Linked DNA regions of Mus musculus: regions 1, 3 and 4 are each linked to region 2. Evidence: chromatin loops called from intact Hi-C (ENCODE). Cell type or tissue: gastrocnemius. All regions are shown on one strand.

Region 1 (5,000 bases), 180 kb before region 2:
CCTCTGGCCCAAAGATTTATTTATTATTATATGTAAGTACACTTTAGCTGTCTTTAGACACACCAGAAGAGGGCATCAGATCTCATTACGGAGGGTTGTGAGCCACCATGTGGTTGCTGGAATTTGAACTCAGGACCTTCAGAAGAGCAGTGTTGACCGCTGAGACATCTCACCAGCCTCAGGGATGCCTGGACACCCAGGGGTTTTGTTGGGACTTGGTTGTGTGTTCACATCTGGCCATTCACATGACTGACCTCTGTATCCACTACCTCTGCTGGTCAGCCTGATCCAGACTTACCAGCTTAAATCACAGCCCTACCTCCTGCCCAGAAAGGCATTTCAAGGGCTCAGAGGTCACTTTGCAGCACCCAAGGACGGAGGCCACAGATTGTGTATGACATGCCTGTCATCCAGAAGGTTCTGAGTCAGCACTGGCCTCTGGCATGGCTGGCAGCATTCAAAGTCAGGTCCAATGACCCTTACCCTCTGTCAGGCTGTGCTAGAGAAAAGAGGGGGAAATAACACCGTAGCATCAAACTGCAGTTTTACTTCTTATTTTAGACAAGAGCTCACTATGCAGCCTTAACAAACATCAAACTTTTATTTTTTTTTACTCTTTTAATGTATGTGAGTGTTGTAGCTTGTGTGTGCCTGGTGGCAGAGAGCAGAAGAACTGGAGTTATATAGAGATGCTTGTGAGCCACCATGTAGGTGCTTTGAACCTGTCTTCCGCCAGAGCACTCTGAGCCATCAAATGAAATATTCAGGAAAACGTTTGAACCTTTTGGGTTGTTGGTTGGTTGGGTTTTGTTTTTGTTTTGATTTGTTTTTTAAAGACTTATTTATTACGTATATAGTCCTCTTCCTGTATATAGTCCTGCAGGCCAGAAGAGAGTACCAGATCACGTTATAGATGGTAATGAGCTACCTTGTGGTTACTGGGGATTGAACTCAGGACCTCTAGAAGAGCAGACAGTACTCTTAACCTCTTTATTGTTTTTTAGGCAAGCACTTGCTTTATTTATAGCCGAAGCTGGCCTCAACTTTAAGGAAATCCAATTGCTTCAGCCTTCTGAGCATTGGGGTTACAGATTGGGATCTTTTCAGATTCCTTCCTAAAGCCCTCTACTCAGATATGCAGTGAGCCTAGTTAAAAATGGAACCTGAAGGACCTGAATTACCACAGTGCTTCGCTCCTCCCTACCCTACTCCACAGGGTTTCTCAGCATAGACCTAGCTGTCCTGGACTTCATTCTGTAGACCAGGCTGGCCTGGAACTCACGGGGATCTGTAAGGGTCCTGACTACCTAGCTACCTGTAGTGGAGCTACTCTGTTCTCCTTGCTGTCTCAGGCTCCATCCATGTTAGAGAGCTGCTAGAGCAAGAATAACGCCAGCCAGGCTTGGTGGCGCACGCCTTTAATCCCAGTACTCGGGAGGTAGAGGCCAGCCTGGTCTACAAAGTGAGTTCCAGGATAGCCAGAGAAACCCTATCTCGGGGAAAAAAAAAAAAAGAATAACGCTGTGCCTGGCACGTGTGCTCTGAGCCCTGTCCCCAGCACTGTCGCACACAACAGCCAAAGGCCCATCAGAGAAGTGAGGTGGGGAACACAAGGTCTTAACTTTGAAATCAAAACATGGATGAACGTTAAGAGTGAGGTCTACAGACATGGCTCAGAGGTTAAGAGCATTGAGTGGTCTTCCAGAGGTCCTGAGTTCAATTTCCAGCAACCGCATGGTGGCTCACAACCATCTGTAATGAGATCCAATGTCCTCTTCTGGTGTGCCTGAAGACAGCTACAGTGTACTCACATACATTAAATAAATAAATCTTTTTAAAAAAAAAGAAAATTAAAGCTGGGCGTGGTGGCGTACACCTTTAGTCCCAGCACTTGGGAAGCAGAAACAGGCAGATTTCTGAATTCGAGGCCAGCCTGGTCTACAAAGTGTGTTCCAGGACAGCCAGGGCTACACAGAGAAACCCTGTCTCAAAAAAACCCAAAAAAACAAAAAACAAAAAACAAAAAAAAATAGAAAAGAAAAGAAAATTAAAATGGAGTCAGGAGTTGAGGTTTTACCTTGTCTTGGACCATGGAAAAACAAGGGCACCAAGCAGAATCTTTCAAGTGCATAAGAACAGCTTTTGGAGCACTAGAGGGCGCCATTCATGGCCAGCTGACCCAGGTGTCCAGCCTTGGACCCCTCAGCTGTGCCTGGGCTGCAGACCTCCCAGAGACCTTGCTGCTATGTACTGAGGTCATGGTGACCTCAGGTTTTACACTGTGGGTTGTAGCACGATGGGGAATGGTATCTGTACTTGACATTCCATGGTGGTAGACACACTGCCAGGCTGAGCATATCTGACTCCATCTTCTCTTTTCTGGAAGGTTGAAAGTGGTAAATTTTACAATTATGTTCTATCTCTATGCCTCAGTTTCCAAGTGGAGAACAAGACTGAGAGGTCAGGCCACTGAGTTTCAGGCCCAGAAATAAACCAGAGATTGCAGCACTGCCTGGGACTTCTCAACAGGCCACACTATCTTCTTCTGGCCCCTGCTCAGTGTACAGAGGCAGAAGGAAGATGTTTTTCAGAGAAGAGAGTCAATGCTTGGGGAAGGGAGAAGATGCCTGCTGACAGGCTGTGGATCTTTGCCTGAGGTACTTGGACAATTAAATCTCTTCTTCCAAGTAGAGGGGGTCGTGCTGCAGTCCTCAGGGAAGATGGAGCAAATGAGCCCCCTAGCTTTTCAGCCTCTGGACCTTTGAGTAACATCTGGGCATGCTGCCTGGTGGGTCCAGGTCTGTGGCTAAAACCACAAGCTAGCAGCAGACTCTGGCCAGAGTAAGGCCAAATGAGCCACAGGCCAGGCCACATGCAGCGCTCACTCTGCGACTCAGTTGGGGCAGCCGTGGCCTACTTCCTTGTTCTAGCCACTTAAGGCTCTGAGCTCACCTTAGAATCTATTTGAAAAGGATCCACCTGTCCTGGTTAAGAGACAGATTTCATCTTGGGCTTCATGCCCTGGGCCAAACATTTACACACCAAAGTAAGCAGGCAGGTGATGATGAGACCAGTGATCAGCCTGCAGCTCACAGGCAAACAGGCAGGACTGGTAGGGGGGCTGGATCCCCTGCCTCCTGTTCTCTGTTCCCCTGGAGTCAGCAGCACCCTGTATCCCTGGGAAGGCCTTATATTGAACAAAGGTTCTATGTCCCACTAAATAAGCCTCGACAAGTGGTGTGTAAGCCACTCACCTCTCTGGCATGATCTCCACATCTAGTTACCACAAACTCCCCAGCCCATTTGTTCTGCTAGACCAAAATACCCATTACCCTTTGGTTCCCAGGTTCCTGATGCCTCAAAAAAAAAAAGATTGAGGTGTTCTTTGACACGGAGGTTGCTACAGATGGATTGCTGACAAATTGAGCCTGGGCTGTGGCCACCCAGTCCTGCCCATTGCTGCAGACAGACCTTGGGCCTCCCCTGTCTGCCTCTAGCCTCGGTCAGTTTGCTGTCCATTTGCTCCTACTCCCTAGTCCCCATTCCTGTGGACCTGTAGTCACAGGCTCCATTATCAGCCTGACTTCCTCTAGTGCCATATTCAGGATCTCTTCCCCAAATGGAGGTATTGGAAATTGTGTCCCGTACAGCACTGGGCTCCACAGACAGTGTTCCAGGCTTCTTAAACCTTATGCTCAGATTCCATTGTTGACCAACATGAGACCACAATAAGAACAATAAGCAGGACTGGTCTGTTTATCCGATGCCAGAATATTTAGGTGGTATATACAAGACCCTTGGTTCCATCCCAGTACTGCAGAAGTACACACCCATAGCCCCCAGCATTCAGGGAGGGGGTGCAGAGGCATCAGAAGTGAATTCAAGGCTAGTCTGGGACACATGTGATTCTGTCTTTAAAAGAATTGGTGAGACGGGCGTGGTGGCACAGGCCTTTAGTCCCAGCACTTGGGAGGCAGAGGCAGGCGAATTTCTGAGTTTGAGGCCAGCCTGGTCTACAAAGTGAGTTCCAGGACAGTGAGGGCTACACAGAAATCCTGTCTCGAAAAACCAACCAAAAAATAAGAATTGGTGATTTGGTGGTGGTGGTGGTGCATGCCTTTAATTCCAGCACTCAGGAGGCAGGGGTAGTAGGTGGATCTCTTGAATTTGGGGACAGTGTGGTCTACAGAGAGTAAGTTCCAGGACAGCTAGGGCCATACAGAGAAACCTTGTCCTCAAAAAAAGAAAAGAACAAACTTTAACAGTAGCTATTTCTAACAGCTGAGCTGGTATGGAAGAAGGCCCTGTCCATGTGGTGGCAACACAGGTAAGGGCCCCACCCAGGCTGCTGACTCCCAAGCAGACTTGTATACCAATTCAGGGACTTTCCTGGCAGGGCCTCAGTAATTGAACCCTGGACTCTAGGTTGCATCCCTTTCTGTAGTGATGAAACAGGACAGGAATGAATTAGAGGCAGTCTCTGTTCTAGGAGCTGGCATGAGGAAGCAGCAGTGGCTCTGTCCTCAACTGTTGTCCCCACACACACACACATACACACATCATTGGCTATTTGCTAAAGCAGTGAAACCCAACTGGGAAGCTATGGCCATGGCCCTCGCTCCTATGTCCAGTGATAGCAGGGTTCTCGTAGCTTGGTCAAATCATCCAGGCCCTGGGAGGTTCAGGTTTCATTTTCCTCAGTTCTCACCCACAGAAGCATTTTTCAGAGCTCGTCCACAGAGCAATGGATACACACACAGGGAGTGCTACAGTAGATCTTCCTTGTTAGAAGTTTTGCAGCCGGGCAGTGGGGGCACACTTCTTTAATCCCAGCACTTGGGAGGCAGAGGAAGGCGGATTTCTGAGTTCGAGGCCAGCCTGGTCTACAGAGTGAGTTCCAGGACAACCAGGACTACACAGAGAAACCTTGTCTTGAACCCCCCCCCCCCACACACACACACACACACACAAAAAGGAAGGAAGAAAAGAAAAGTTGTTTT
Region 2 (5,000 bases):
GGCAGAGGCCAGTGAGTCTTCAGGTTCAAGGCCAGCCTGGTCTACAGAGTGAGTTCCAGGACAGCCGATACTAAACAGAGAAACTCTGGAGGAAAAAAAAAAGGTCAGGGCTAGAGAGATGGCTTAGTGAAAAAGAGCATAGGTATAGTAACAAGGGGTCTAATTCCCCCATCTGACCTCCAAGGCACCAGGCACACATACAGTGCATAAACATACTATGGTGGTTTGCATATGCTTGGCCCAGAGAGTGGCACTATTAGTGTGGCCTTGTTGGAGGGAGTATGTCACTTTGGGAGTAGGCTTGGAGTCCCTCCTCCTAGCTGCCCATGAGACAGTCTGCTTCTGGTTTCCTTCAGATGAAGATGTAGAACTCTCAGCTCCTCCTGCACCATGCCTGCCTGGATGCTGCCATGCTCCTGCCTTGATGATAATGGACTGAACCTCTGAATCTGTAAGCTAGTCCCTTTATAAAAGTTGCCTTGGTCATGGTGTCTCTTTATAACAGTGGAAACCCTGACTAACACACACACATACAGACAGACAAAACACTTGTACACAAGAAATAAATCAATCGTTTTTTGAAAAGCCATTGGGGGAACCTATTGTCAGATCTGTACATGCGTAAGACCCCCAAAGCTGGGCTTTCACTCAAGTCCCTGGATGAGCTGGCCAGCACCCCAATGACTCAGGAGAAAAACCACACCTGATGCAAACTGCAAGAGGTTTTATTATCAGCTAGCTGAGGACGAACTCTTTCAGCAGGGGAGTTCAACCCCGAGCGATGACAGTAGGGAGCTTTTTTTTTTTTTGGTTTTTCGAGACAGGGTTTCTCTGTGTGTAGCCCTGGCTGTCCTGGCACTCACTTTGTAGACCAGGCTGGCCTGGAACTCAGAAATTCGCCTGCCTCCTGAGTGCTGGGATTAAATGCGTGTGCCACCACACCCGGCCAGTAGGGGGCTTTTAACAGCTAGCTGAGGAATTGGGAGGAGTTGGGAGGAGGGTTGGGAGGAGTTGGGAGGAGTTGGAAGGAGTTGGGAGGACCGGGGAGGACCTGGGAGGACCTGGGAGGAGTTGGGTGGAGTTCTCTTCTGGGTGTCCTTGGTGAAATTTATAAGGCAGAAGGAGTGGGGAGTGAGTTCTTTCTGAATTTTTATCTCTGTGTCCTCGGCACAGGAAGCCAGGCAAGTGCCTGGCTGGGTCTTTTACAATTATTGCATCTCTGGTTGTAAAGTACAGAAGCAAAAAGGCTTGTTGCTGGCTATATTTTTAGAGATCAGGGAAAACAAGCTTGGGGAACGTCCAGGGGCTTTACCTTCTAGGGAGAAATGCTCTAAGTCGGGGTCTCACACATGCAGCTGTAGGTCTCAGGCCTCATCCTCTTCCCAGCGGATGGAGACCACTAGAAAAATGCCACAACCAATCGTCATGCAGAGTTGAGGAGCCCAGTCTCGATGGGTACATTTACAAACACCCTTGTATTAGTGGGGCAGGGGTGGTACCCATACAAAACAAACAAACAAAGCAAAACAGACAGACAAATGCACCCTTGTATGTAAGGCTCAGGGAACACTTGAGGAGACATAAAGATTATAAGAGCCAGAGGATTGGGAGGCTGCTGTGTGATTGTGTCTTCTAGAGATATCAGAAGCTGCACCCATAACAAATCACCAGCAAGGCTACCTAAATGTGAACTGAGCAGGGACAATACCAATAGACATCTCAGCGTGGACGGAGATAAACCCACAAGGGCCATGTGTCAGCCCTACACAAAAAACACCAGGCAATTAAGGAACTCTGAGATGGGGAGGGATAGTCTTCCCTAGAGAGGAGCACACCATTTGGTTATCCAAAACCAGCGATCAGCCCCGAAAACATACACACAAGTAACAACATACAGACGGAGCAGGTTGTATATACATATGCATATATGCACATAATAACAATTAATAAAAAGAGAGGCCATGAATTTGAAAGAGAGCAAGGAAGAGTACATGGGAGGATTTAGAGGGAGAAAAGGAAGAAAGAAATATAATTATATTATAATCTCAAAAAAAAAAAAAAGAACAAATAAAGAGTCAAGGGTCGTCCTTGACCAGCAGGAACCCGGTCTGCGGGAGACTGTTTTTCGAGACAGGGTTTCTCTGTGTAGCCCTGGCTGTCCTGGAACTCACTTTGTAGACCAGGCTGGCCTTGAACTCAGAAATCTGCCTGCCTCTGCCTCCCGAGTGCTGGGATTAAAGGCGTGCGCCACCACGCCCGGCGAGACAGGTTGTTTTAATAAGCCAGAGTTTCAAAGTCATCTTCTGGCTACATGGAGTCCAAGGACAGCTGGGTCTACAAGAGATCTAGTCTTGAGAAGAGGAGAGGGGAGGGGTAAGGAGGAGGAAGAAGAGGAGAGGAGAGAAGAACGGAAGAGAGGACTTGGTGGGTAGGTAAGTGGGGACACAAAACAGTGCTTGAATATACTGTTGACCTACTCATCTTGCATGAGGGGTGCGTGGAGACCTTACCCAGAAGCGCGCTTCTGTACGTGGGGGGCGGAGAAGCGTCAATTGTTTTCTGTGGGAATAGTGTCCCCTAGCGGCCACTAGGGGACAGCTCCAGAATTCCGCCCTTGCAGCTGCTCCATCAGGCCAGTGTGATTTTGCAGGTCAAGTGTGATTTTAAATTCAAAATCCTGCGGACTTAAGAGCGATGCTGAATTCACATGCTCGGAATTCTTTGTGGAAGAGAGAAAAATATCCCTCCACCTGCCGCGCGGGGGAGGCAGGACTCTGCAAAATTTCAGAGGTGGCAGAAAAGATGAAGCCAGCTGTCGGGGTACATCGCCAGTACACCACTTGGGAGGCACAGGCAGGTGGATCTTTGTGAGTCGGGGCCAGCCTGGTCTACATAACCAGTTCCAGGCCATTTGGGATTCGTTTTTCAAACTAAAGTTTTCATTAAATTAACAAAATTAACAAAAATGTGCGACCCTCAAAACCCCATTCTCATTCATTCTGCTCTGGTTTCATGAGCATCTAGTGGGCAGTGTGGCAGGACCATCCAGCCATGTCAGTCAATCCAGTGCTAAGTACTTTGCCTCGTGGCCCTGGTGGCATGTAGGAGACTTATCTCCTCCTGTGTTCCATGTTCTGTTTGGAGAAGGAGCCGAGCAGGGATTTGGGGTGGGGTGGGGACCACCCGTGTTTCTGCTACTGTCGAACTCTCCCAGCTTCCAACTATCTTGTTTTGCTTTTTAAAATTTTTATTTTTATGTCTGTGCATGTGTGTCTGTGTGAATTGTCTGCCATGTGAATGTAGAGCTCACTGGGGACAGAAGAAGGCATCAAATCCAAGAGATGGAGTTTCAGACAGTTGTCAGCCGACTGGAACAGAAGCTGGGATCTGACCCCCGCCCTTTGGAAGGACCATGTGTATTGTTAAACGCTGAACCATCTCTACAACATTTGTGGTGTGTGTGTGTGTGTGTGCAAAGGTTCCATATATAGCCTTGGCCTGCCTCATCTTCACAGAGATCCACCTGCCTCTGCCTTCCAAATGCTGGCATTAAAGGTATGTGCTGCCATGCCCAGTCAGCTTCCTATTGCGATGTGATAAAGGTTTAGGGCTGAGCCAAGGAGGTGACAAGATACTTAGGAAACTGAGCAGGTCAATTTGAGTGTCCCCTGCTGAGATTGCTGACATGTGGGGACTCAGCAGCCCAGAGTTTTAGGGAAGATGCCAACTTAACCCCCCAGATCTGCCATCATGGCTGAAATACACATGCTGTATTCTTTCTTCAACTGTTGTCTTTATTCAATGGTTTCTCTGTCATAAGTATGTCACAATCCAGGCCCTGGAGACTTGGCAGCCTTCCCTTCACAGACCTCTCCCTACAAGACAGAAATAAGTTGATCTAAATTGCCTTCCGGATCTGTGCTCCCAGAGGGGGGCGGGAGGGGGCAGGGGAGATGTAGGGCAGGCGATGAGGAGTGAGACATGTCAGAAATAAGTGTGTAGGCACCGAGGGACCAGAACTGGGGAGATCAGCACAGACATACACAGTTTCAGGAGCCCAGATCAGGCATGGCTTTCTATCAAATCCCATGAAAACGAGTTTGGAGGCTGGGGATGTGGCTAGGTGGGAGCCTGCCAGGAACATACCTTTAGTCTCAGCACTTGGGAGGCAGAGGCAGGTGGATCTCTGGGAGTTCGAGGCCAACCTGGTCTACAGAGTGAGTTCCACGCCAGCCACAGGACTGCATAGTGAGAGCTTATCTCTAATATAAGATGAAAACAAGCAAACAAAACACAAGAGCATACTGTGTTACCCTGGTAGTGAGAAAAGGGTCCTTCAGAAAATTTAAAAGATCAAAAACTTGAGCTTTGGTGCAGCTTGGTCAGGTGCTTAGCATATGTGAAGATTGGGTTCATCCTCAGCACAGAAAATAGAACACAAGAAAGACCACCCAGGCCTGCAATGCTGAGCAGTTGGGAGCACACACTGCTCTTGCAGAGGATCTGAGTTAGTCCCTAGGACCCACTTGGCAGCTCACACTGCCTGTAGCTCCAGCCCCAGAGCATGAGAAACAAAATGTGCCTTCCTCTTCCTCCTCCCCCTCCCCCTCCTCTTCTTCTTTTTCTCCTTTTTCTTCTTCATTTTAATTTTTTTGTTGATGCTTTTGGGCTTTTTTGAGACATGGAAACCTTGCTGCTCTCTGTCAGCCATCTCCCCTTCCAAGAACGTGAGGCTGAGCCCTGGACACTGGTGAGGCACAGGAGACCTTTCTTTGTATTTGGAATTGTAAAAACCCGGTGGCAACCTAAGCTGTGCACCCTGCTACAAAAGTCAAAGTTTTGTCTTGTCTTATCTCTCTCTCTCTTTCTTTTCTTCTGTTCATAGCCCTGGCTGTCCTAGAACTCTCTCTGTAGACCAGGCTGGCCTTGACCTCAGAGATCCACCTGCCTCTGCCTCCACAGTGCTGGAATCAGAGATAAATGACACACCAGCTATGTGA
Region 3 (5,000 bases), 270 kb before region 2:
CACCATGTGGTTGCTGGGAATTGAACTCAGGACCTCTGGAAGAGCAGTCAGTGCTCTGTAACCACTGAGCCATCTCTCCAGCCCAATCTGGATCTTTTGAGGTGGAAAGATTTACCTTTGATGTGAGTTAACCTTTTATAAAGGTCATGAAAGAAGAAGAAAGCTTTTGCTCTTTGCCTGCCTGCCCTCATTCTGGTTGGCCAAGTGCATTGCATCATGGCCATTAGAGCCTGTTTCTGCGGGATCCCAGTGGACACTGAAGACCAGCTGAGACACCAGCTTCCTGGGCTGAACAGCTACTCAGTTCTTAGACATTTCATTGGTAAATAGCCATCGTTGAACTGGCTGGACCACAGCCTGTAAGTCATTCTGCTAAATGTGTGTGTGTACGCACGTGCACGCGTGTGTGTAAAGCCTGGGTCCTCTTTAAGAGCAACAAATGCTCTTTAACAGCTGAGCCAACTCTCAGCCCCTCTCAAATGAGGTCTCAGTATGTAACACTAGCTGTCCTGGAACTCATGTGTGGACCAGGCTGGCCCCAAACTCAGAGATGTGCCTGCTTTGTCCAGGCCTGGCTGACCCTCATGGGAATGGCTAGTGAAGCCCCATGCGGCTTAGCGCAGCAAATACAAGGTGCTTCATCCATTTATTGAAACTCAGGAATGGCATGTGGTGGCAGAAGTTGGTGCCATTGGAAAGGGCCACATCCATTCCTAGAACATGTGCCTGATTTGCAAAAGAGGCAAACATCAGGACCTGGGCTATATGTTCCATCCACCATCTGTAGATGACAGCCTGGACTTCAGGAAGATACCTCTCAGGGTAATGGGTAGACCCTGGAGGGTGACAGTCCTTAGACTTCATTGCCCTTAGCCAGCCAAGTACTGGCCTTGCACATACCAGTGTTTACTTAGCCCAGCTAATTCACCAATTCACCAGGTTTGCAGTCTGGTTGTCCATACCTGCACTCTGTTAAAGCCAGGTGCTCTGTGAGCCTGCCTCTGAAGCTCTTCATGATTGAGATCTATAGTTCTCAGCCAGCCACCTACCCCCTTCTAGGTTTGGTCCCCTGATAGGCACAGCTAGCCAGCCCTCTTGTTAGGTTCTGCACCGAGGGAGCCAACCAAGGTGGAATGGTGTGATAAGTGTAGCTGACTTCAGTTGTGTTCACCCAGCATATAGGGAGCCCCAGGCTCCAGCCTGATGACCATTAATAGGTCTTGTACAATCTGTAACCTCAGCACTTTTCTCTGACTAAAGGGAGGCTCCTTAATACTCAATACCTCGAGTATGTAGTGATCCGGTTCAAGGCCAGCCTGGGCCAAATGAGACCCTATCTCAAAAACAAAAAACTCGACAAGAAAGGAGATTAGGAAAAACTTTCGCAGATTCTTTCCTGCTGATATTTCCTAAATAATGAAGTATAAAGCTAGGTATGGTGGCTTACATCTGCTATCCTAGACAAGAAGAGGCTGAGGCAGGAGGATCAGTACAGTCTTAAAGCTAGCCTGAGCTGTGACCTAGTGGTGCTGATGATGTTGCTGGGAACACTTGCCTAGCATACACAAGGCCCTAGCTTCCATTCTGGTACCAGAAACAATAAGATCTCTGTGAGTCCCAAGCCAGGCAGAGCTCCACAGGGAGACCCAGTGTAATAAACAAACAAATGTCGGCCATCAAGCATGATCCTAGAGCGCCCACAAAAGAGGAAGGAGAGGGGCCTGAAGAGAGAAAATAAAAGGTTAAAACAATTAAGTGGAAGGAGCCAGGAAGTGGTGGCATACACTTTTGATCCCAGCAACTCGGGAGGCTGAGGAAGGTGGGTCTCTGTGATTTTGATGCTAGCCTGGCCTACAAAGCTAGTTCCAGGACAGCCAAGACTACACAAAGAAACCCTGGGAAAACACAAAAACAACAGCAATGTGGGAAGAGAGAACTAACTCCACAGAGTTATCCTCTGACCTCACACACAGACTGGGGTGTGGCTGAGTACATATACACACACACACACAGCTGGGGGCGGGATAATTATTTGAAGATTTCACTTTTAGTTTCATTTATGAATGTTTGCTTGTGAAATGTGTGTAGTGCCACTGGAGGACTGAAGACGGTGTCTCTGATCTTTTGGAGCTGGAGTTACAGGAGGTTGGGAGCCACCATATGGAGTTGGGAACTGAATCTGGGTTCTTTATAAGCATACTTGGTATCTCTCTAACCCCAACATGGGTACTGGGAATGGAATCTGGGTCCTTTCCAAGAGCAGCCAGGTGTATAGTGTGCTGGATAGTTTTATGTCAACTTGGCACAGGTTAGCATCATCTGAGAGGAGGTAGCCTCTGTAAGATCATGCTGTAGGCAGGCCGGCCTGTAGGGAACTTTCTAAATGAATGATCGATGAGAGAGGACCCAGCCCATTGTGTGTGGTTCCACTCCTGAGCTGGTGGTCCTGAGTTCTGTAAGAAAGGCTGAACACACATGCCGGGCGATGGTGGCGCACGCCTTTAATCCCAGCACTTGGGAGGAAGAGGCAGGCAGATTTCTGAGTTCAAGGCCAGCCTGGTCTACAAAGTGTGTGCCAGGACAGCCAGGGCTACAAAGAGAGACCCTGTCTCAAAAAAAAAAAAAAAAAAAAAAAAAAAAAAAAAAGCAAGGCTGAACCTGTGCCTCCCCAGCTTGGGACACTGGTATCTCCAGCTTCTCATGTGCTCCCAAAGGTCAATGGTCAAATCCATCCGTACACTTGTTGCAGCAAACATTTTACCCACTGCTCCATAGCTCCATCCCTAAGTTTCTTTTTACTGAAAAATATATGCTACTGCCTACATGTCCCATGGCTTGCGTTTCTTGCACCAGCATTTGGTCACTCGGCAACAGAAGAGATTGACTTTGGGGTGGTGGCCGTGCATGTGTTTATTCTGATTAATGGACACCAGAGGGCGCCAAAGCTCCTCATTCCCAGCTAGGGCTTCTCTGTTTTGCCCTGAGCAAGGCCCAGCAGAGCAGGTGAGGGGATTAAGGTAGACTAGCTTTGACATATAAAACAAACAAACAAACAACAACAACAAAACAACAGAATTTCAAAGAGGATGAGGCTCAGTTGAATGTTTGCCTAGCACACATTCACGTCCAGTACTTCAAGCTAGACATGATATTGGCTCGCACCTGTAATCTTAGCACACAGGAGTTAGAGGCAGGAGGATCAGTTCAAGGATATAGTGAATTACAAGCCATCCTGAGAGGCTGAGAGCCTATCTTGAAAAAAAAAACAAAACGAGAGATAGAGTCTGAGAAGCAGAGGCAGGTGGGTTTCTGTAATTTTAAGGCTACATAGTGAGACCCTGTCTCAAAGAAATATGGAAAAGAAAACCCCAACTAACTCCTAACCAAAGTGGCTCAAGGCTTAAGTTGCAATGATCTAGGTTGATGGCTGTTGGAGGGTGCTCCAGTTTGTGGCAGCTGGGGCCATGAGGAGCTAAAGAGCACTTGTAGAAAGCTCCACACAATGGTCTGGATTAATGATGGCACATTTCAAAACTTGTGACTAAAAAAATAAATTGCAAAATGCAAGTCCTACATAGCGGCACACGCCTGTGATCCTAGCCCTCAGGAGGCAGAGGCAGATGAATCTCTGTGAGTTTGAAGCCGGGCTGGTCTATAGAGTGAGGTCCAAGACAGCAGAGCTATATAGTGAGACCCTGTCTTAAAAAAGACAAAAGAAGCCAGGTGTGGTGGTACATGCCTTTAATCCCAGCACTCGGGAGGCAGAGGTAGGTGGATTTCTTAATTCAAAGCCAGCCTGGTCTGGAAAGTGAGCTCCTAGACAGCCAGAGAAACCTGTCTCAGAAAAACAAAAAACAAGAGGGCTGGAGAGATGGCTCAGCAGATCTGCCTGTTTCTGCCTCTTGAGTGCAGGGATTAAAGGCGTGCGCCACCACGCCATGCTTAAGAAGTGTATTGTCTCCTTCCATCATGTGGGTTCTGGGGATTGAACTCAGGTTGTCAGGCTTGGCAGCAAATGCCTTCACCCCTAGACAGAGTCTCTCAATGTTTACCTCAGTCAAGCTAACTGGCACTGTCTTCTACCATCCGTACCCCTTTCAGTGTGCTGTACACACCCACTGTACTACTGTATCCATGGTTGCTTGGGTTCTGGGGAATCGGAACTCAGGTTGTCAGGCTTACCCAGTGTCTGTTGCACCATGACCAAGCACCTTATAAAAGAAAGCGTTGACTATGAGCTCATAGTTCCAGAGGGTTGAGCCTGTGGCCACCGTAGTGGAGAACAGGCAGCAGGCAAGCATAGCCCTGGAGCAGAAGCTGAGAGCCACCAGGAATGGCATGGGTGTGAGCCTTTGAAATGTCAGAGCCTACTCTCAGTGATACCTACTCCAGCAAGGCCAAAAAGTTCCATTACACAGGGACAAAGCATTCAAACATGAACCTATGAGGGATGTTCTCATTCAAACACCATATTCCACCCGCTGGCCTCCATAGACATAACGCACAGTGCAGTTAGTCCAACTTCAAAAGCCCACCCCTTCCTGGTTTCTCATTCTGGTGTGTCTTTTGAGCTTCTTCAGGGGCCCCTCTTTCCTGCAGAAGGGATATTTCAACAATATTTGTGTGTGATCACATGTGTGCAGGTTGGAAGGATTGGTTATTGTCTACCATGTGGATCCTAGGGACCACACTCAGGTCCTCTGCCTTGGCAGGAAGTTGCTAGCCCTAACAGTGGTCTCCGGTAGCCATCCAGCTGAGACAGCTCTGGCAGCAGAGCTTCAGGTGGGGGTCACAGTGTAGCCCTGAGTTCCATACCTGGGTCACTAGAAACTGTTTCAAGGTCCCAGCTGCAAACAGTGCATTGTCACCCTCTAGGCTGAGAACTCACTGCAATAAGAAAGTCAAGAGAGGGACTGGAAAGATGGCTCAGCGGTTAAGAGCACCGACTGCTCTTCCGAAGGTCCTGAGTTCAAATCCCAGCAACCACATGGTGGCTCACA
Region 4 (5,000 bases), 120 kb before region 2:
TCTGTGTGGACGTTGTCTGACTTCAGACCAGGGTATCTGGTAAGAAGACCCCTTTTTGCTGATGTCATCTGAGAAGGGCTCAGTTTGAAGTTGTCTCTGTCTGTGTCCTGTTGCTGAAGCAGATTCCCTGAGACTGGATACTTTATAAAGCATAGTTCATGTAGCTCTTGGGTTTGGATACGAGAGGTCTTAGCATCTGGTAGACATAGGGGAGGGTGTCACACAGTGACTCAGAGCAAATATTCTCATTTTATTTATTCATTTACTTAAAGGACTTTTTTTTTGGGGGGGGGCGCATCTTTTGAGACAGGGTTTCTCTGTGTAGCTCTGGCTGTCCTGGAACTCACTGTATAGACCAAGCTGGCCTCGAACTCAGAAATCTGCCTGCCTCTGCCTGAGTGCTGGGCGTGTGTGCGCCACCACTGCCCGGCCTGTTGTGTTTTTTAAGACAGTGTTACTCTTCGTAGCCTTGGCTGTCCTGGAACTTGCTCTGTAGACCAGGCTGGCCTTGCACTTAGAGATCCTCTGAAGTGCTGGGACCACTGCCCGGCTCACCTCATTCACTCTTAGTCACCTCTGTAAGGTTTCACTGCCAGGCATCCTACCCACGAGGGGCCACGGAGAAGCTCCTGAAGAAAGGTGCCTACCTGCATTTGATCCCGGAGAGCCCACTTGATAGAAGGAGAAAACGAAATACCAGACTCTGCTGTGACGGCCACATGACCTTAAATCCCCAGCACTCTGGCAGGCATATCTCTGAGTCTGAGGCCAGCCTGGTCTATATTGTGAGTTCCAGGGACAGCCAGGGCTACATAGTGTGACTGTGTCTCAAAAACAAACAAACAACAAAGTTTTTTTTTTTTTTTTAAATCTCTCCTCAGTAAGAATTTGGTGGTTAGGTTTCCAACATAGATTTTTGGGGTCACGCTGATCTCAGGGACCAAAGTGCACTCACCATTTGCAGGTCCTATTGTAAGAACAGGACACCAACACTCTGGAGACTGGGGCAGAGGGATGACAAGTTTGAGGTCCCCCTGGAATAATCCTCAGGAATGACACAAGGGACAGTGTCACCAGCTATTTACCCATTTAGTTTGCTCAATTTCTGATGCCATGGAATTTGGTGGCCTGCGTTCCACCCAGAGCAGAGGTGTCAGTGTGGCACCCGGCCCCTGGCCCTCAGGTCATGTTTATTGTCCCATCAGAAGTCGACACTGTACTGACCACCCAGGGGACATCCGCCGTCCGGCCTGTGGTCACCGCATCAGCTACCAGGCCACCGAAGCACAGTGAGGATCTCTCAGCTCCCAGTACTCCTAGGCAGCCTGTGGACACCCCAGGGCTCAGCACAGTGGCGTCAGTGACAGTGTCCCACCAAGGTACCGGCCAGGCCCAGCCTTCATTTCATAAGTACTGCATTTTTTAATTACAGTGATGTGATGTATTTGTGGGTTTGGGGAATTGGCCACTCTGCCTGTGGGGTCAGACACAGCTTGTGACAGTATGTTCTGTCCTCCTTCCATGCGGGGCTTAGGATCAAACTCAGGTTAGCAAGCTTGGCAGCAAGCTTCGTTACTCTCTGAGCCATCTTGCTGTGTTAAGTGTCTATGTGGGTACAGTTTCTGTGCAAATGTCTGGCATCTCTAGGGATCCTAGAACTGTCCCCTGTGTACACTGGAGGCCAGCTGCCTACAGACTAAGTCCACATGACTTTGTAGGGACCTTAGTAACATTCCCAGGTTCCCCTGAACTTTAACATGGTGTTAGACATGTCCTGCCCTGTCCCCTCTCTGATGTCTTTGAGCCTCCTCACCTTATCCTTTCCCTTTTTGCAGTCCAGGGTGACATGGCTGGCAGAGGGAATGAGGAGCAGCCACATGGTATGAGGTTCCTGTCCATCTTCTTCCCTATTGGTAAGTGTTGCCTGCAGTGCTAACCTGGCCATGTCACCTTTCTGACAAAAAATGGAATACCCCTGCCTGAGGGATGCCCCTGCCTGCCTCGAATCACTGCCCCCTTCTCACTCATTACAAATAAGATGGAGTGGAGTGTCCCTGGTGGTGGTGATGAAACACAACTTGAGTTTTCTCAGGGCCAGCCTGGTCTACATACAGACTTTTAGACCGGCAAGGGAGTGGGGTAGACAGTGGATTTCTTTCTCAAAAAATAATTGTGATCCTGTGTGAAAAAATCATGGTGGTTCATACCTTGAATCTTAGCATCCAGGAAGCAGAGACAGGAGTTTGAGGCCAGTCTGGTCTACAGAGTGAGTTTCAGGACAGCCAGAACTACACAGTGAGACCTTGTCTCAATAAATAAATTAATTAATTAAAAAGAGCAAAGTTGACAGAGAATCTCAAAAGTTAGAACCAGGGTCAGGCTATGGGGCCCAGGCTGGCTCAGAAGTCAGCATCCTCCTGCCTCATTCCCCTGAAGTGTTAGACTCCCAGTGAATGCTATACCAACACACACTCCCTTGGTTTTTTTCTTTGTATGATAGGTGAGTATAATTTTACATTCAAAACATATCGCTGTCACATGAAAGGGCCAGGATGGACATGCCGGTAGCTTCACTGGCACGGGGTCTCCTGAGAGCCCCTGACCAAGCCCCTCTCCCCACAGCACTGGTTGCCCTCCTTGTCCTTGGGGCCGTCCTGCTGTGGAGGAACTGGCGGCTGAAGAACATCAACAGCATAAACTTTGACAACCCAGTCTACCAGAAGACCACAGAGGACGAGCTCCACATTTGCCGAAGCCAGGATGGCTATACCTACCCCTCAGTGAGTGTGCCCTTTGTGGGAGAGATGAGACATCAAATGAGGTGAAGGACAGAAGTTAGGTGGAGTGGAAGGAGAGGAAGCCCAAACCAGGGGCATGCACAGCTCAGTGGTAGAACCTGCCTAGGCCCCCAGTGAGGGCTTAGGGTGTGCCTCACAGTAGCAGGAACATGCTAGAGCCAGCTGTATGTGGACCGGGGAGGAGGTCTCCTCTGAGTGGGGGTTGGGAATAGAGGAATCAGTTCATTGCAAAGACCTCAAATTGTGATAAGATTGGGCACAGTGTACTTAAGAAGCATAAGGGAAGACTGGAGAGATGGCTCTGTGGTTAAGAGTACTGGCTGTTCTTCCAGAGGACCTGGGTTCAATTCCCATCTCCCACATGGTGGCTCACAATTATCTATAACTCCAGTTCCAGAGGATCTGATACCTTCTGGCCTTCACAGGCATCAGGCACATGTGTAACTTTAATGCAGAGAACACACACACACACACATACACACACATCCCCTCCCAAGGGTGGGGGGAGAGAGAGAGAGGGAGGGAGGGAGGGAGGGAGGGAGGGAAGGAAAGAGAGAGAGAGAGAAAGAGAGAGAGAGGTTTTCTAAAAAATCAGAAAGAAACACGGGATATATCTGTGGTAAGATCCGAGCCTGGAAGTGAGAGGAGAGCATTGTGAGCCTTAGTTGACCCAGTCTTAGGTGTTCTGGCCACCTCTGGTGACTGCGCAGGGACAGAAGGTGAGGGACACGAGCAGGAGAGAGAGGTGGATTCCTGCCATGCTTGTGTATAGTCCTGTTAGTCTGATTGTTTCCTGTGTTTCCGCTTTGCTGACAGAGACAGATGGTCAGCCTGGAGGACGATGTGGCATGAGCAGCCGGGAGAGCCGTCTCTTTCCGGGATCCATTGCCAAGCTTAGGCAGAAAAGACACTCTCTCCAGACCTCCCCATCCAGCACTGGTCCTGCCACCTCCCTGGGCTCTGTGTTGCTCAAAGCAAGATAAGAGCAAAGCTGGGCTGGGGGCCAAGCTCAGCTGCCTGTCTGCCCCAGGTTCTGTTTTATATATTTATTGTCTGGGGACAGAAAAGGCTACTGGCTGTGCTTGAAATTCGAATTCTGCCTGGGAATTTTTTTTTTTCTCCCATCTTCATTTCCTTGGAAGCCAAATAGGCTGTCCCAGAAGCTTCTGAATTCTACTCTTTTCAACACTAACACGGAGGAGGAAGAGACCCACCCAGGCAGAGAGAAGCCTGCTGGACATGAGACAGCAGGTACTACTGACCGGGTCCTGGGTACCATAGCCAGTCCCTAACCTCAGGACTTCCTGCATTGACCTTCATCCCAGAGCCTTCCTGCCTGACTCTGCCGCCCCCATCAGAAGCCAGGAAAGTGACTCGTGACATTCGGTACTGATCTTGCTGGATCTTGAGGCCGGCAGCTGCCAGTGATGGATACCCGCTCATGCCTTTGCCAAAACGTCACCCGTTCCTGGAGGGACAAGCCCAAGTCGCCATTCTCCCTTAATATTTATCAAGTGCCTGAGACAACTGGTTGCCTTGCTCAGGAGTCCTGGCCTGCTCAGTGTCCTGCTGCTCAGGGGTGGCCGGCAGGACCCCTGTCCTGTGCCCAGCCCCCGAGTCTCCGAGTGAGGCTTGCACTTCTCTCTGCGCACTTTTCCCGTTCTGTGCTGGGCACCCACGTGGTCCACATTTGTACTCCTAGGTTGCACTGACCCTGGTGCATTGGATGGGACCTCAGGCCGGAAGTGGCCCCGAATCATTGACCACAGAAGATAATTGCCAGGCTCCAAGCATCCATTGCCTTCTTCAGTACTGGGGGGAACTCAGGGCCTCTGTCTGGTGTTTAGTTAGTCTGTTTGTTTGTTTGTTTGTTTGTTTGTTTGGTGGTTTCTGGCTCTGCACAGCAGAGTTGTTTAGCTCCTCTGGTAACGTCATCCTCTCTCACAGAGACATCCAGCCTGCTGAAGGGGAGAGATGGGGCGAGGGGAGGGATACACGCATGGTTTCTCAGGTGTGGTGGCACTTGGCTTTAATCCTATGCTCAAGAGGAAGAGGTGGGCACATGTCTGAGGTCCAAGCCTACATAGTGAGACCTTATATATCTAAAAACCAAAAGAAATCCCAGACTATTTGGTGGGACTTGGAAGAATACTTAGAAATTGCCACAGATTTGTCACATGGGTAACCTAAGAAGACAGTGGT

Evidence for each region. Hi-C counts contacts between places; a loop is a spot of excess contacts. Peaks named below come from ENCODE experiments on the same cell type or tissue, not always from the same donor. Only the 100,000 strongest peaks of a DNase experiment are listed, where the experiment ranks them.
Region 1: it touches region 2 in a loop (2.7-fold over the local background); 9 of 42 quality-filtered maps call a loop at or near these places.
Region 3: a loop joins it to region 2, with 9 times the contacts of the local background. A loop is called at or near these places in 12 of 42 quality-filtered maps.
Region 4: a loop joins it to region 2, with 2.4 times the contacts of the local background. A loop is called at or near these places in 5 of 42 quality-filtered maps.

Annotation. Positions count from the first base shown.
Region 1 is chr9:21,689,877-21,694,876 of GRCm38, forward strand. All of the region lies in intron 29 of Smarca4 (SWI/SNF related, matrix associated, actin dependent regulator of chromatin, subfamily a, member 4), which reads left to right. Among named protein-coding and RNA genes, the nearest start is that of Gm26511, 31 kb to the right of the region's middle. In gastrocnemius, a CTCF peak has its summit at 2,152 (motif pointing right); a DNase peak (open chromatin) is centred at 2,177.
Region 2 is chr9:21,868,524-21,873,523 of GRCm38, forward strand. No RefSeq gene overlaps it. Among named protein-coding and RNA genes, the nearest start is that of Dock6, 18 kb to the left of the region's middle. In gastrocnemius, CTCF peaks have their summits at 946 (motif pointing right) and 2,577; DNase peaks (open chromatin) are centred at 939, 2,617 and 3,864; H3K4me3 peaks cover 213 bases; H3K27ac peaks cover 622 bases.
Region 3 is chr9:21,599,267-21,604,266 of GRCm38, forward strand. No RefSeq gene overlaps it. Among named protein-coding and RNA genes, the nearest start is that of Yipf2, 8.9 kb to the left of the region's middle. In gastrocnemius, a CTCF peak has its summit at 2,929 (motif pointing right); a DNase peak (open chromatin) is centred at 2,933.
Region 4 is chr9:21,744,527-21,749,526 of GRCm38, forward strand. Ldlr (low density lipoprotein receptor) reads left to right here. Exons shown (of 18, transcript NM_010700.3): 15 at 1,206-1,379; 16 at 1,836-1,913; 17 at 2,623-2,780; 18 at 3,615-5,000. The coding sequence ends at 3,650. Among named protein-coding and RNA genes, the nearest start is that of Spc24, 13 kb to the right of the region's middle. In gastrocnemius, no CTCF peak of the experiment used is centred here; DNase peaks (open chromatin) are centred at 2,639, 3,709, 4,220 and 4,381.